Regions from separate parts of the Homo sapiens genome. Here all the other regions are linked to region 1. The links are chromatin contacts, found by Hi-C in ENCODE. All regions are on one chromosome and are shown on one strand. The core of a region is the stretch at or near the end of the contact, and the rest is flanking DNA. Distances in the headings are between cores, read along the strand shown.

Region 1 (4,469 bases), core at 753-3,252:
AGGGGGGAAGAGAGCTTAGTTCAAGAAAAGTATAAAAAGAAAAATAAACTCCTAGTTGAGTTTCTAAAGCCAAGTGGAATTAAACAGGGTAAAGCACCGAGGGAAATTATACCAGGGAAAGTACACTTCCTGTCCTCTGTCTTTATCTGGAAACTATAATGCTTGCTGCAAGCTCCTCTAGGGACAGGCAGGTTGCAGGTGAATTAAAGCAGTCCACAAACCACATGCCAATGTCTGCATTGCCCCTGGGGAAAGTCCTCTCCCCCTTCCTCCTCCCAGTCTCCTGGAGGTTTCTAGCACCATTGCTACCCTTGTACTCTCTGTGAATCCACCCCTTCATTGCCTTGCCCTCTTCACAGCTAGAGAATAAAAATGGCAAATGCTGCCTATTTCCAAGGCTGCAATGAAATAATACATACCGGATGCATGTTAGCATTATGTATCTTTTATTTACTTTATATTATTTACTTATTCATTTATTTTGAGACAGGCTCTCACTCAGTCACCCAGGCTGGAGTGCAGTGGCACAGATCACTGCAACCTCCACCTCCCAGGCTCAAGCCGTCCTCCCACCTCAGCCTCTCAAATAGCTGGGACCACAGGTGCACGCCACCATGCCCAGCTAATTTTTTCATTTTTTTGTAGAGACGGGGCATCACTATGTTGCCCAGGCTGGTCTCAAACTCCTGGTGTATCTTTTTAAAAGGTAACCATCTCTGTTTTCCTGCATAACTAGTCATCTAAGATGAAGTCTTGGATGAGTAAACAGGATTTTTACAAGATTGTTCATTGCCTTCTCTACTTCAAACATCAGCAGGGTAGATCTTTAGCTGTCTTGTCTCTGTTCAACCATTTAATCTCAATATGCCCAAAGATGTGGGGAAACAGGTCAGTTTACAAGCATATGCTCTTCTGACTGGTTAGCAAAAAGTCTCAGGTGCAGTATTCTGACAGTGTGTTTTCTACCCACCCTATCTATAGAAACTGAAAATTTACAGAGGGAAAAAAAAGTTTTCACGCAAAGCTTATTCTTGCTGAATCTATTCAGGTACCTTCTATTTTGAATTTCAATTGCTACTTTTTCAAAATCTGATGACTGTTCTCAAGGCCTCAGTTTCCCTCTATGACTTGGCTATCTGATGGATGCAAAACAGGCACAGAGCTACTGCTGTGGTTTGAACAGTTGTCCCCTCCAAGTGTCATGGTGAAATTTAATCTCCAATATGGGCGTATTGAGAGGTGGGGCCTCTAGGAGGTGACTGGGTCATGATGGCTCTGCTCTCATGAATGGATTAATCCATTAACAGGTTATCGCAGGAGTGGGACTGGTGACTAAAGAGGAAATGAGACCTAAGCTAGCCTCCTTGCCATGTGATACTCTGCACCACCTTGAGACTCTGCAGAGAGTACCCACCAACAAGGAAGCTCTCACCAGATGCGCCCCCTTGACCTTGGACTTCTCCACCTCCAGAACAGTACAAAATAAATTTCATTTCTCATAAATTACTCAGTTTCAGAAATCCTGTTTAAGCAACAGAAAATGGACTAAGCTACTGCCCTGCTGATCAGCCAGCCACCTGTACATGTGCACACCCAGATGACATATGCAAGAATGTTCAGACCATGGTAGATGTTTCCAAAGATGGCCCCCATCAAGTCCTTACCCCTGTGCATGCATATGCCCCTTCTCCCATTCAGTTACCCCCCTTCCCTTGAGACTGAGTTGGTGCTGTAACTGCTTTTACCAATAGGATGCAGACAAAAATAATGTTCTGAGAATTTCGAGATCAAAACCTAACAGACTGATAGCTTCCATGTCCTTCTTCTTGGAACATTCACTCATAGAATGCTCCCTCTCAGAACACAGATACCATGAGAGAAGTCCAACCGGGTCATGTGGAGAGGCCACATGGAAAAGAACTGAGGCCCAACAGCCCACACCACCTTCCAGTCATGGGAATGAACCTTATTGGATGTTCCAGCTTTGTCAAACCCCCAGATGGCTTCAGACCCAACCAAGTTTATGTGAAACAGAAGAGTCACACAGCTGAACCCACTCAACCCACTAAATTGTGAGAGATAATAACAGGTTGTTGTTTGAAGCCACTACACTTTTTTGTGGTTATGCCGCAACAGAAAAATGAAACGCAGACCTCTCAAAATCACAAGTCCACACTGTGAATATATAAATTTTAGCAAAGCACCCACTATAGGCCTGCTTCTTTAATATATATTTTCTCAGTTAATGCTCAAAACTATGCTAAGACATCAGCTTTCTCATGGCAGAGAGATTATGTAAGAGGCAGAACTGAAACTCAAGGCACACTTCCTGGCCCTAATTGATGTGTTTGTCTCACTGCATCTCAGAAGCTGGGACAAGTGACTCTGCGGGGTCAATTCTCAGCTCTCTGAACATGTATCTGCTTTGGGGATCAGTATTACCATGTGTGTTTTCAGGATCATGCTCTTCTATCATGTAGCCACCAATGTGCGGCAATGGAGAACTTTTTATACAGTATCCTAACAAAAATTAGGAAGTCATCATTAGATTCCCCCAATCAAATGTATAAGACAGTACAGAAACATAATAAAAGCACATCTAAAAGCCTCTTGGTAGATTCATGCATCAGATAAGATGATGGGTTATACAAACTCTGAAGTCCTTTTTCTTCCAGCAATCTATGACCTGCCAAGCGCTGTGCATAATTCCTTACGTGCATGATCTCATTTAACTTTCTCAATAAGCCTATACTTATAAAGCAGAAACTGTTTTCTTTAGAGGTCTTTGGGGTCTTACTCTGTTACCCTGCTTGGTATGCAGTGTGCAAACACAGCTCACTTTAACCTCAAACTCCTACACTCAGGACATCCTCCCACCTCCACCTCCTGAGTAACTGGAACTACAGGCAAACACCACCGTGAGCAGCTAATTTAACTTATTTATGTATTTATTTTTTATTTGTTTATTTTTATCTTTTTTTATTTTTTTATTTTTTTGAGACAGAGTCTCGCTCTGTCGCCCAGGCTGGAATACAGTGGCGCCATCTCGGCTCACTGCAACCTCCACCTCTTGGGTTCAAGCAAATCTCCTGCCTCAGCCTCCCAAGTAGCTGGGATTACAAGTGCCCACCACCATGCCTGGCTAATTTTTTTTTTTTTTTTTTTTTTGTATTTTTAGTAGAGACAGGGTTTCACCATGTTGACCAGGCTGGTCTCGAACTCCTGACCTCAGGTGATCTGCCCGCCTCCACCTCCCAAAGTGCTGGGATTACAGGTGTGAGCCACTTTGCCCGGCAGTAACTGCTTTTATCTCCACCTTATAGATGAGAAAACTAAGGCTTAGAGAAGCAAGAACACAGAAATAGTAAGTGGCAGAGCCAAGATTAAACACCACAGGTCTCCCAGATCCACAGTCTAAATTTTGTCATAAAATATACAGTTTCCATTCCTGCACTAGGAACATAATTTGTGGACTTGCTTGGATTATACATATTCCAAGAAATTGTCCCAACTCCCAAAGAGCCATCCCAGCTGCACCACAGGTCATGAGGTGTGCAAGAATCTATCTGGTACAGCATAAAACCATGGAAGCTGCAGGTAAAGCCAGAACCCAAGCCAACTTCCACTTCCCACCCTGGGGAGAAGTTGGAGACTGAGTGTATAAACACTAAGCCTACAAATCTGCACCAACTGTTCTATGGAATAAACTTCTGAATTGCAGCTCTAGTTTATCTTTCAGAACAAGGCCAAGCAATAACTCCGTAAAGAAATGCCTACAAGGATGACCTCTGGAAACACTTCATAATTTAAAAACCAGAATAGCTGGGCACCACTGATCCCACAGCCAAGTAGGTCAAGGCTGTGGCCCCTGCCAGTTCTACAAATTCATATCTGCTTTATCTGAATTCATTCAGGGTCATGAATAGAAGGGTAGGTTATCTGAAGTTCTGACGTCTTCCCTTCATTACCAGACATACCAGCCAACAACTGGGTTTTAGGGTACTGAGTACAAGGACATCTGGCTCAACAAAACTGAACAAGTCAGAATTTGCGGTTGGGAACAGAGGTCATTAAAGGATTTACACAGCAAAGAGCATGTCAGTGTGATCTCCAAATTTAAGGTAACATTTCAGAGAAGGTTTCATATCAGATCAACATAAAACCAATTTAAATCTATAATAAACTCCATTTCTTCATCTTGTATCTTAATGCTAAAATGTACTCTGCAAAACACAGGATGCTAAACTATGCACCCTGGATATATTCACAGATAGGAATTACTTCCAGAAAGAGCATGAACTAGTAAGCATATTACAGGAAAATTAATTTTTATAAGTTTTTTTCTTACAAAAATCAGAGTCTTTACACAGTATCCTAACAAAAATTAGGAAGTTTCATTAGATTTCCACTATCAAATTTACAAGGCAATATAGAAACATAGTAAAAGCACATTTAAAAGCCACTTGGTA
Region 2 (4,469 bases), core at 562-3,061, 1.8 Mb before region 1:
TGAAAATCCCTGACATAAACACTCTTGTTTTCTCACATGCATGGCCATGGCTCATCTATTTCCATGTTTCATGCAAAAGCCACTACTTTCATGAAAATTATACTTTAATTTTATTGTGCCAAGATTTGTGATTATTAACAGAAGGAAGCCATGGCTTCTTGGTAATGCATGAATCACAGAGGCCAACTCCAGCAATGTATGAAGAAAGACTCTTAGATTCATTTCACAAAGATTTACTGAGAGCCTCTGAGGTAATTACCAACAGAATAAAGCACATATAAAGTTACATGCATACTTTTCATACCCTCAAAGGAGAATCCCAACAAGCTTTCCACACCAAATGCCTCCAATTCACCAGCCAGTTAGGTTAGTAGATAAGACATAGACTCTGCTGCAACACAACCTGAGTTTGAAGCCAGGCCTTGCCACTGCATGACCTCAAGTGAATCACTCAACTTTTCTCTATGCCTAGTTTCCTCGTCCATAAAATAATAGTATCTGCCTAACAAAGATGTTAGGAGAACTGAGAATTAAATGAGCCAATACATGTAAAGTACATGTAATGACTGGCACATATGAAAGCACACAGTCCGTGGGTCTCTGCCAGTCACCAAAATGCCAACTTCTTTTTCTCATGTGATACCAGGACATTTACAAACACAAATTACTCTCTACCTATCACATATTCATTCATGAAGGGAAGGCGAGAAATGCCAACTGTGTGACACTGAGCTAGGTACTGAAATAAACAGACCCAAGAATGTGGTGAGACATAAGATTAGAAAAGCAGGTAACTCATTTAGAACCATGTCTAATATTTCACTTGATCTTGAAACATAAGAGCCACTGAAGGAATTTAAGCGTTGGAGAAACATATCATACTTTTAAAACTTACTCTGACCCCAGAATAGAAAATGGATTGTGGAGGCAAGATTGAAAGGAAAGCAGTTAGAAGATTGTTGTACAAATACATGTAAGAAATTCTACAGTGATCTAAGAGCAATGGAGATAGAGAAAGGAATATTTAAGAGACTTTACTTTAAAAGATATTACAGTCAGACCTTCATATCCTTGGGTTCTGCATCCATGGATTAGACCAAACACAAATTGAAAATATTTGAAAAAATTTACAAATAAGTATTTAACTACTATTTACATAGTATTTGGTATCTAGATTACTTATAATCTAGATTCCTTTTCATGTAATGGTAATTTAAAAAAGTAATCTACAGATGATGTAGAAGTATACAGGAAGATATGCATAGGTTATATGCAAATACGATGACATTTTATATCAGGGATTTAAGCATCAGCAGATGCTTGATGGAGGGGGGTACCAGAGCCGAAACCCAAGGAAACAAGGGACAAGTGTACAAGGTAAAATCATGAATCCTTGATATCTGAATGAACAGAGGAGATGAGAGAAAGGACAGTCCTCAGATTTTCTGCCAAGAAAGAAAGGGTAGATGGTGATGCCATGAACAAACAGGAAATACCTTCCAGGAAACTAAGAGAAGTCTGCTGGTCAGAATCTTATTTCTCTTACTCCTTTCATTCAGCACAAAATTACAACAGTCCATAAAGGAACTCTGCTTCCTCCTCCTAAGCAGAAACTGTCACCAAAAATTTTATTTTATGAAAGACTGCCTAGATACGATCTTGGATCTTCAGAGTTTTTCAGGTTAAATTATAGCATGTTCTTGGCACTGAGGACACAAAGGTGAGTGACAGACTGTTTTTAGATAGCTTTCATTCTAACAGATGTGATGAACAGTACGATAAGATGAAACGAAAAAAAGAGACAGAGAAATTAAGATAAGTTTCTAGGAGACCACAACCACTGTGACTGCAGCTGAACAAGTACTATAGTACCGGAAATGAGTAAGAAGGAACAGACATGAGAGTCAATACATTAATAGAACATGGAGATTAATTAAATCTTAGGAAGGCAAAACATAGGAACCTCAATGACTGCTATGACTCTAACCTAGACACTGTTCATGAATATAGACACATTTGGTCAGAGATTCCTTTAAGACATACAGATAGAGGCCGGCTACAGTGGCTCATGCCTGTAATCCCATCACCTTGGGAGACTGAGGTGGGCAGATCACCTGAGCCCAGGAGTTCAAGACCAGCCTGGGCAACACGGAGAAACTGTCTCTACAAAAAAAAAAAAAAAAAAAAAAACCACAAAAAAATTAGCTGGGCATAGTGGTACACGCCTGTAGTCCTAGGTACTCGGGAGGCTGAGGAAGATGGATTGCTTGAGCCCGGGAGGCGGAGGTTGCAGTGAGCCAAGATCATGCCACTGTACTCCACCCTGAGCGGCAGAGCAAGACCCTGTCTCAAAAAATCAAATAAACAAAAAACAACCCAGACATACAGATAGAAATCCATAGAAAACAGTTGGATAATCAGGTTTACAGGAATGTTTACCAACATTAAAACACATGAAGCAATTCAAGACCTAGATTGCTTATCGAAAATGAAGAATGAGAAGGCAGCCAATGAAGGAACTCTTAATACTCAATAGAGAGGGAGGCTGAAAACAAGTATTTACCTTCCTCATAGAATCCTTACATAGAATTGAGATTCACATATCATACAGTTGGAGAGCCATATGTTAGAGGTCATTTGGTCTTGTCCATCATTTTACAGATGAAAATTTAAGTGAGATTCCAAAGTTCACATGGCTGATTAGTGGAGTTCTCGCTCTGGTGTTCTCTAGGTTGCTTCCACGGCACCCTCCCCTTTCCACTCTCTGTCCTCTAAATCTCAGGACCTCATGGAAGTGGTATTCCCAAGGTAACTGAAGCAGGGTGATTTTGAAGTTGAATGTATACAAAAACTGCCAACAAAGTGCCTCTAAATGTAAATATACACACACATACTGATTTATTTATTTTTCTTGGGGGACAGAGTCTCGTTCTGTTGCCCAGGCTGGAGTGCAGTAGCGTGATCTTGGCTCACTGCAACCTCTGCCTCCCGGGTTCAAGCAATTCTCCTGCCTCAGCCTCCCCAGTAGCTGGGACTACAGGCACACGCCATCACGCCCAGCTAATTGTTTTGTATTTTAGTAGACATGGGGTTTCGCTGTGTTGCCCAGGCTGGTCTTGAACTCCTGAGCTCAAGCAATCCACCCACCTCAGCCTCCCAAAGTGCTGGGATTATAGGCATGAGCTAACGAGCCCAGCCTTTTTTTTTTTTTTTTTTTCCAGACGGAGTCTTGTTCTGTTGCCCAGGCTGGAGTGCAGTGGCATGATCTCAGCTCACTGCAACCTCCGCCTTCCTGGGTTCAAGAGATTCTCCTGCCTCAGCCTCCCAAGTACCTAGGAATTACAAGTGCCTGCCACCATGCCCGGCTAATTTTTGTATTTTAGAAGAGATGCGGTTTCACCATGTTGGCCAGGCTGGTCTCGAACTCCCAACCTCAGGTGATCCGCCCACCTTGGCCTCCCAAAGTGCTGGGATTACAGGCCGGAGTCACCATGCCCAGCCCCTCTAAAAATATTAATGCTTTGTCCAGATCACGATTTTGTGAGTTTAAGTGAGGTTAACCATCATTAACATCTACTCAGATACTTCTGAATAACAGTTAATGTTAAAACCAATTATTCTGATTAGGTTTAATGTTTGCATTTCAGAATGTCCTAATATACATAGTTAAAGCCTAGCAGTTAGTTCATTTTCTGCTTAACAAAGAGAAAGTTTCCGTTTACTACAATTTTTACTTCCAATGGGGAACCTGAAGGCTAGGCTAATCTTCCTTTAATAATAAACACCTGGATACTGTCCACTTAACATTCTGTGAATGCCGATTTGGGGAGGTGAGAAAGGTATATTCAGGCTCTAAAGCATACATCACAACATGATGCTATCAACTTTAAGTCACACATGATAATCTCAAATTGCTAAAAATAATAGCTCCAGACCAAAATGATGTAACTTGCATATCAAGCCTTTATTGCATATTCTCATGTAGCATATACTGTTTTCTGTCTATATTGTAAAATATATAGTGCCTTACCTCTTCAACTAAACTAAGAGTTCCAGAAGTTTATTTTATGATATATTTTACAATATCCAGTCCAGTGCCTGGTACATATTAGGCACTGAAATATTTAATAAAATTATTTATTTATGAAGAAAAGGAACATACTCTCTAACCCAGTGATTCTCAGCTTGGGAGGAACAGGTAGATTAAAATAACAGGGACATCCTTGCTCCTCCCTTTTAAAAAGCACTGTCACTAGGAGACACTGATGCTGACAAGTGTTCTCTCATGTGTCCTGGGACAGAAAAAAAGATTTAGAACTATTTATCTGGTATAAAACTAATTTTACAGATAAAGAAGTCAGGCTCACGTAAATTAAACAATTTGTTCACACCCGTTTAACATTATTTGCAAATTAATAATCACCTACACCTAGTGTTGACTGGTTTCAGGTTCCTAACTAAAAAGATGT
Region 3 (4,469 bases), core at 771-3,270, 1.2 Mb after region 1:
CGCGGCAGGATCACCTGCTCTGCCACTCTGCCTTTCCCCTCCCTTTCCACCAGACTCCAGCTCCTCTCCATACAGGACTGGGACCCCCAAAGTGTCCTGCCCACCCGAAGTTTTCCTCTCAGGCCTCCGGCTGTGTGCTTTGTTCCCAAAATTGCTCCAATTTCCTCCCCTTCGAGCCCACTTCCTCCCTAACCCCCAGACACAGGCATTGATCTCTTCTTTTGTGCTAGGGGTTTTGCTGATATTTGTAGGTGGCCCTCTGAAAAACATAAACAAAACTGGACCTGACTCAGAATAAAGTGGTAAAGCTGGAGGGAAAAGGGGGATGGGGCCCAGCTTCGGAGAGAAAATTACCTCCAAACTTTAGACTGCTGGTTGGCTTCCAAGTACAGTGTGTGGGGTGGATCACCATCACTAAACCAAGCCCACCTTTTAGGGGAAGGGGTATTATTCAAAACACCTCTTTATCCTGACCTGCCAGGACCAGTTCCCCTCCCCCGTGCCAGCTGTAGTTACAGCCCTCTGAGTCAACAAAGGGGTTGGGCTTGTAAGACTTCATTTATAAGCACCTAAATTCCCTTTCACTTACTCCCAGAAGCTCATTAATAGATCAGTTGGTCAACATCTTGGAATGTGCCTTGGAAAAGGATAGGATAGATGAAAGGAAAGTTTCCATGAGAGGAGAGGAATTTAAGGCCAAAGAGTAGCCTGAAATGTCCCAAGCTCTCATTAGAGATTGGCAGGCTCAGTTGTTGCATTGCTACACATGGTTCCTAAATTCCACCAACAGAGAAAGGTAGTCAGAGGTTTACCCAAAAAGACTGTCTGCTGGTCATGTTACTGCTTATGCTGGCAAATGATTAATAAGTTGGGAAGAAAAAAACCCAAAAGATTTGTTATAAAACATTCTGTGGAAACTTGGGGCAGAGATTGCACCCAAAAAATCAGCGATTTCAAGTTAATGGTGATCAGGTAAAGGAGATATTTTGAAGTAATGTGATGCAAAGCTACTACCACTGATTACAGAGTTTGACATCACTGCTCCAAGGTAGGAAACAGGAGATCAGTAGGAATTCTTTACCTTCCTTCCACTTTTCAAATGGAGGCGAAGAATTAGCTTCTATGAATCCTTTAGCAACTCATAGCAAGAAAGAGCTTTTCTCCTTGTCCTGGTCCAAATTAGCCACAGGCTGGAGTTATTGAGAGGAACAGCACATTGAAGTTGCACAGAAAGTTGTTTTCAGGGAGGACAGAAAAAAATGGAAACTGAATTGGGCAGACCATGTGCCTCCCTAAATCCAAAATTAAATCCACGATACATAATCTGCCTGCCTTCTCACATTGCACTGTGCTGGGTGGCCAAACATACCAAGGGGCTCCTGCTGAACTGGAAGCGGGCTGTCATCTTAGCCTCCATGAAAAGCTCATCTTTGAAAACTCATCTTTCCTTACGGGACTACTACATTTTACAAGGATTTTTTTTCTTCTAAATGCAATACATTGATGTTTACTTTTTAAACAAAAATGCTCATTATTGAATTTTTTTAGTTGATTCTACTTTTGCAGTTTGTGTAATTGACATCCTAGGTGACATGGAGATTCCTGTGGCTGCCTGACTCCAGGCAGTGGCTCCCAGAAGCTAGCAAGCAGAGCACACTGCCCAGAGTTGGGATATCAATACCCTTTGTGAAAACCACAAAATAGGCAATTTGAAAAGTAGAGAGAACTCTGAAGAGGAAAAAAGGTCCCTTGCCATTTTACTACTTTCAGCATTTTAATTAAAATGTATTTTTGTCAATGCAATGGTTGTTTCAGACATTTTAAGAAAACATCTTGATTCCAAACCCCGGGGTAAATTAAGTCAATAAACTTTTGAAGACTTGTGCCATGCTGCAGATGGACTTTAAAAGCCACTGGGGGGTGGGGAGAATGGGGGTTTCTAAATATAATAAACTTCCCAAAAAGGCAATTTCAAGCCTAACTGAAGTCATACTATTTTTGAAAGTGGAAATCCCCCTTTTCACCACACAACCCCGTGGTCGAGCCATCTAAGAATTCAGCTTCTGTGCCAGTGATAGGACAAAGCTCATCCTCTGCCGAATGCCACAGTCACTCCTCTTCCTTCCTGCCACCCACAGGGTCAGCAACAAGCACTATCAGTTAAACGTGACACCTGGTGTCTGCGGGCTGCCTCCGGTGGGAGCCAAATCCCACGTGTTGGTGTGGTTCCCACTTAAATAGATGTTTTCCTTTGAATCGTTTCTTTTCAACCTTGATTTCAGTTCTGTGCTAGTTTCTGGACTTTTGCCAGCACTTCTTCATAAAACAGCTTGTATTTGCTTTGAAAAACAAGAAAGGTTTGCATTTTGGAAAATATACTTCATACTTCATACTTCTAACCTTTACCATGGCCTGAAGGAAAAATGTAGCAGTTTCTTTCTGTAAATTTTAAATATAGGAAAGATAGCGGTCACTTTATAAAGAAAGCCAAACTTGTCCACATCCTTACACTCTTCCTCAAAGTTCATTTCCACATTCAATTTGGGTCGGGCTTTGTTTAGAGTGCCAATGAGCCTGCCTGGGCCACTTCTGCATTCTTGATGTTTGCAGCATTCACTGCAGAAACTGGCATTAAGACAGGCCTCTGCCACCCACAGCAATGCTCCTGCCACCTCCCTCCACTGTGCAGCCCCAAAGTGACAGAGGCTGAGGATCCCCAGCAAAGCAAACTGCTTCTGTCATCTGCTTTCAGGCAATTTTGAGGCACCTTTTCTTGGCTTATTTCCACTGCTAAGCCCTGACACAATATAATATTTCAAAAGCCCCTAAGTGCTGACAGAATACTCAAAATCACATTTTACAAAACCAAAGACAGAGGCCTCCCGCTGCTTATTAATGCCCATCATGATAATTCCTTACTTTGTCATAGTCTATGTATTTGTGTTGTTGTTAGTTTGTGTTGTTGATTTGTTCAGCCAAGGATCAAGCAACAGAGTGCAAGTGAGGCCACCCAGCGAGGGGGAGAAGGTGCAGCCTCTCAATCTACAGTGTACTTCTAAACATTCACTTTTTTTCTGATTATATAGGTAATTCACGTTTACGTGAGAAATTTTGGGGAAATTTGCAGAACATTAAGAAAAAAAAATTATTGCTCTAGATCATCTCCCCAAAATTGCACCTCAATATTTTGGGAAATATTCTTCTAGCATTTTTTTCTATGCCTTTAAATATTCATCACCACCACCCCCTGCCCCTCTCCTACCCCACTCCTCCAGTTGGGATCATGTTAAACATACTGTTTCATAACAGTATGTCTAGCACACTGTTATGGTGTAGTGTAATTAGTTTTCTGTCATTTAATTTGATCCATCTTTTGTTTCATTTGTTATTATAAAAACCCAGAGTAATAGCCAGAGCAGATGTTATTAGCCCCATTTCACAGATTAAGAAAATGATCACACCTGTAATCTCAGCACTTTGGGAGGCCAAGGCAGGCAGATCAAGAGGTCAAGAGATCGAGATCATCCTGGCCAACATGGTGAAACCCCATCTCTATCAAAAATACAAAAATTAGCTGGGCATGGTGGCACATGCCTGTAGTCCCAGCTACTCGGGAGGCTGAGACAAGAGAATTGCTTGAACTTGGGACGCAGAGGTTGCAGTGACCCAAGATTGCACCACTGCGCTCCAGCCTGGCGACAGACTGTGACTCCATCTCAAAAAGAAAAAAAGAAAAAAAAGAAAATGAGACACAGAAGTGCCTATACTAAAGTCATAGCATGGTTAAGCTTAGGTCTCCCAACTGCCAATAAAGTGCTCTTTGTCTACATCAAATTAAAGGGAGAGAAAAGCACAATGTAGGGGTCCTCAATATTCCTTTGCAAGAATAAGAGGCATTAATGATAGGTCATTGACATAATGACTCCTTAGAGAAGAAAAAAATAATATTTTACTACTATAGCAATAATGGCACTGATTTACAAATGACAGAAAATACAATGTTTTCAGGAATTTAAAAATATTTGGGAAATGTTGGTGAATATATGAAATTTTCATTCATTGCTGGTGGGAGTGTAAATTGACACAACCACTTTAGAAAACTGGTAAAACATAATGAACATCCTAACACACAGCATTACCATTCCTTGGTATATAACACACAGCATTACCCAACACACAGCATTATCAATCCTTGGTATATACCTAAGAGCAGAGCAAGGTTCAACAAACTATGGTGTACAGGTCAAATCTGGTCTTTGTAAATAGCACTTTATTGAAACACAGCTACATCCATTTGTTTATGTCTTCTCTAGAGCTACTTTGGCACTGCAATGGCATAATTGCGACAGACAGAAACCATATGACCCGTAGATCCTAAAGGATTTACTCTTTGACCTTTTACAGTAGAAATGTGCCACTCTCTCTGCCTGGGAGGATAAATGCATATATTCACAAAGCAGTATGTTAAA

Evidence for each region. A loop is a pair of places that touch in the nucleus more often than their neighbours do. Pooled maps may share reads with other maps.
Region 2: a map with no recorded cell type shows a loop between it and region 1 (3-fold over the local background). The contact joins two enhancer-like sites. A Hi-C loop is called at or near these places in 2 of 37 single-sample maps with no recorded cell type and 2 of 50 pooled maps.
Region 3: a map with no recorded cell type shows a loop between it and region 1 (2.6-fold over the local background). The contact joins two enhancer-like sites. A Hi-C loop is called at or near these places in 3 of 37 single-sample maps with no recorded cell type and 2 of 50 pooled maps.

The regions. Positions count from the first base shown.
Region 1 is chr6:136,762,534-136,767,002 of GRCh38, forward strand. The region is part of intron 1 of MAP3K5 (mitogen-activated protein kinase kinase kinase 5); the gene reads right to left. It overlaps LOC124901410 (a long non-coding RNA gene), which reads left to right. Exons shown (of 2, transcript XR_007059786.1): 2 at 1,308-1,506. Among named protein-coding and RNA genes, the nearest start is that of MAP3K5-AS2, 19 kb to the right of the region's middle. RefSeq lists enhancers at 1,087-1,136, 1,417-1,526, 2,197-2,246. Within about 2 kb of position 2,003, at least 7 of the 41 ENCODE cell types and tissues checked have a DNase peak (open chromatin) inside an H3K27ac peak, as active enhancers do.
Region 2 is chr6:135,012,685-135,017,153 of GRCh38, forward strand. The region is part of intron 4 of HBS1L (HBS1 like translational GTPase); the gene reads right to left. Among named protein-coding and RNA genes, the nearest start is that of MIR3662, 35 kb to the left of the region's middle. Within about 2 kb of position 1,812, at least 3 of the 41 ENCODE cell types and tissues checked have a DNase peak (open chromatin) inside an H3K27ac peak, as active enhancers do.
Region 3 is chr6:137,925,856-137,930,324 of GRCh38, forward strand. No RefSeq gene overlaps it. Among named protein-coding and RNA genes, the nearest start is that of LINC02865, 17 kb to the right of the region's middle. RefSeq lists enhancers at 1-1,024, 1,870-2,109. Within about 2 kb of position 2,021, at least 12 of the 41 ENCODE cell types and tissues checked have a DNase peak (open chromatin) inside an H3K27ac peak, as active enhancers do.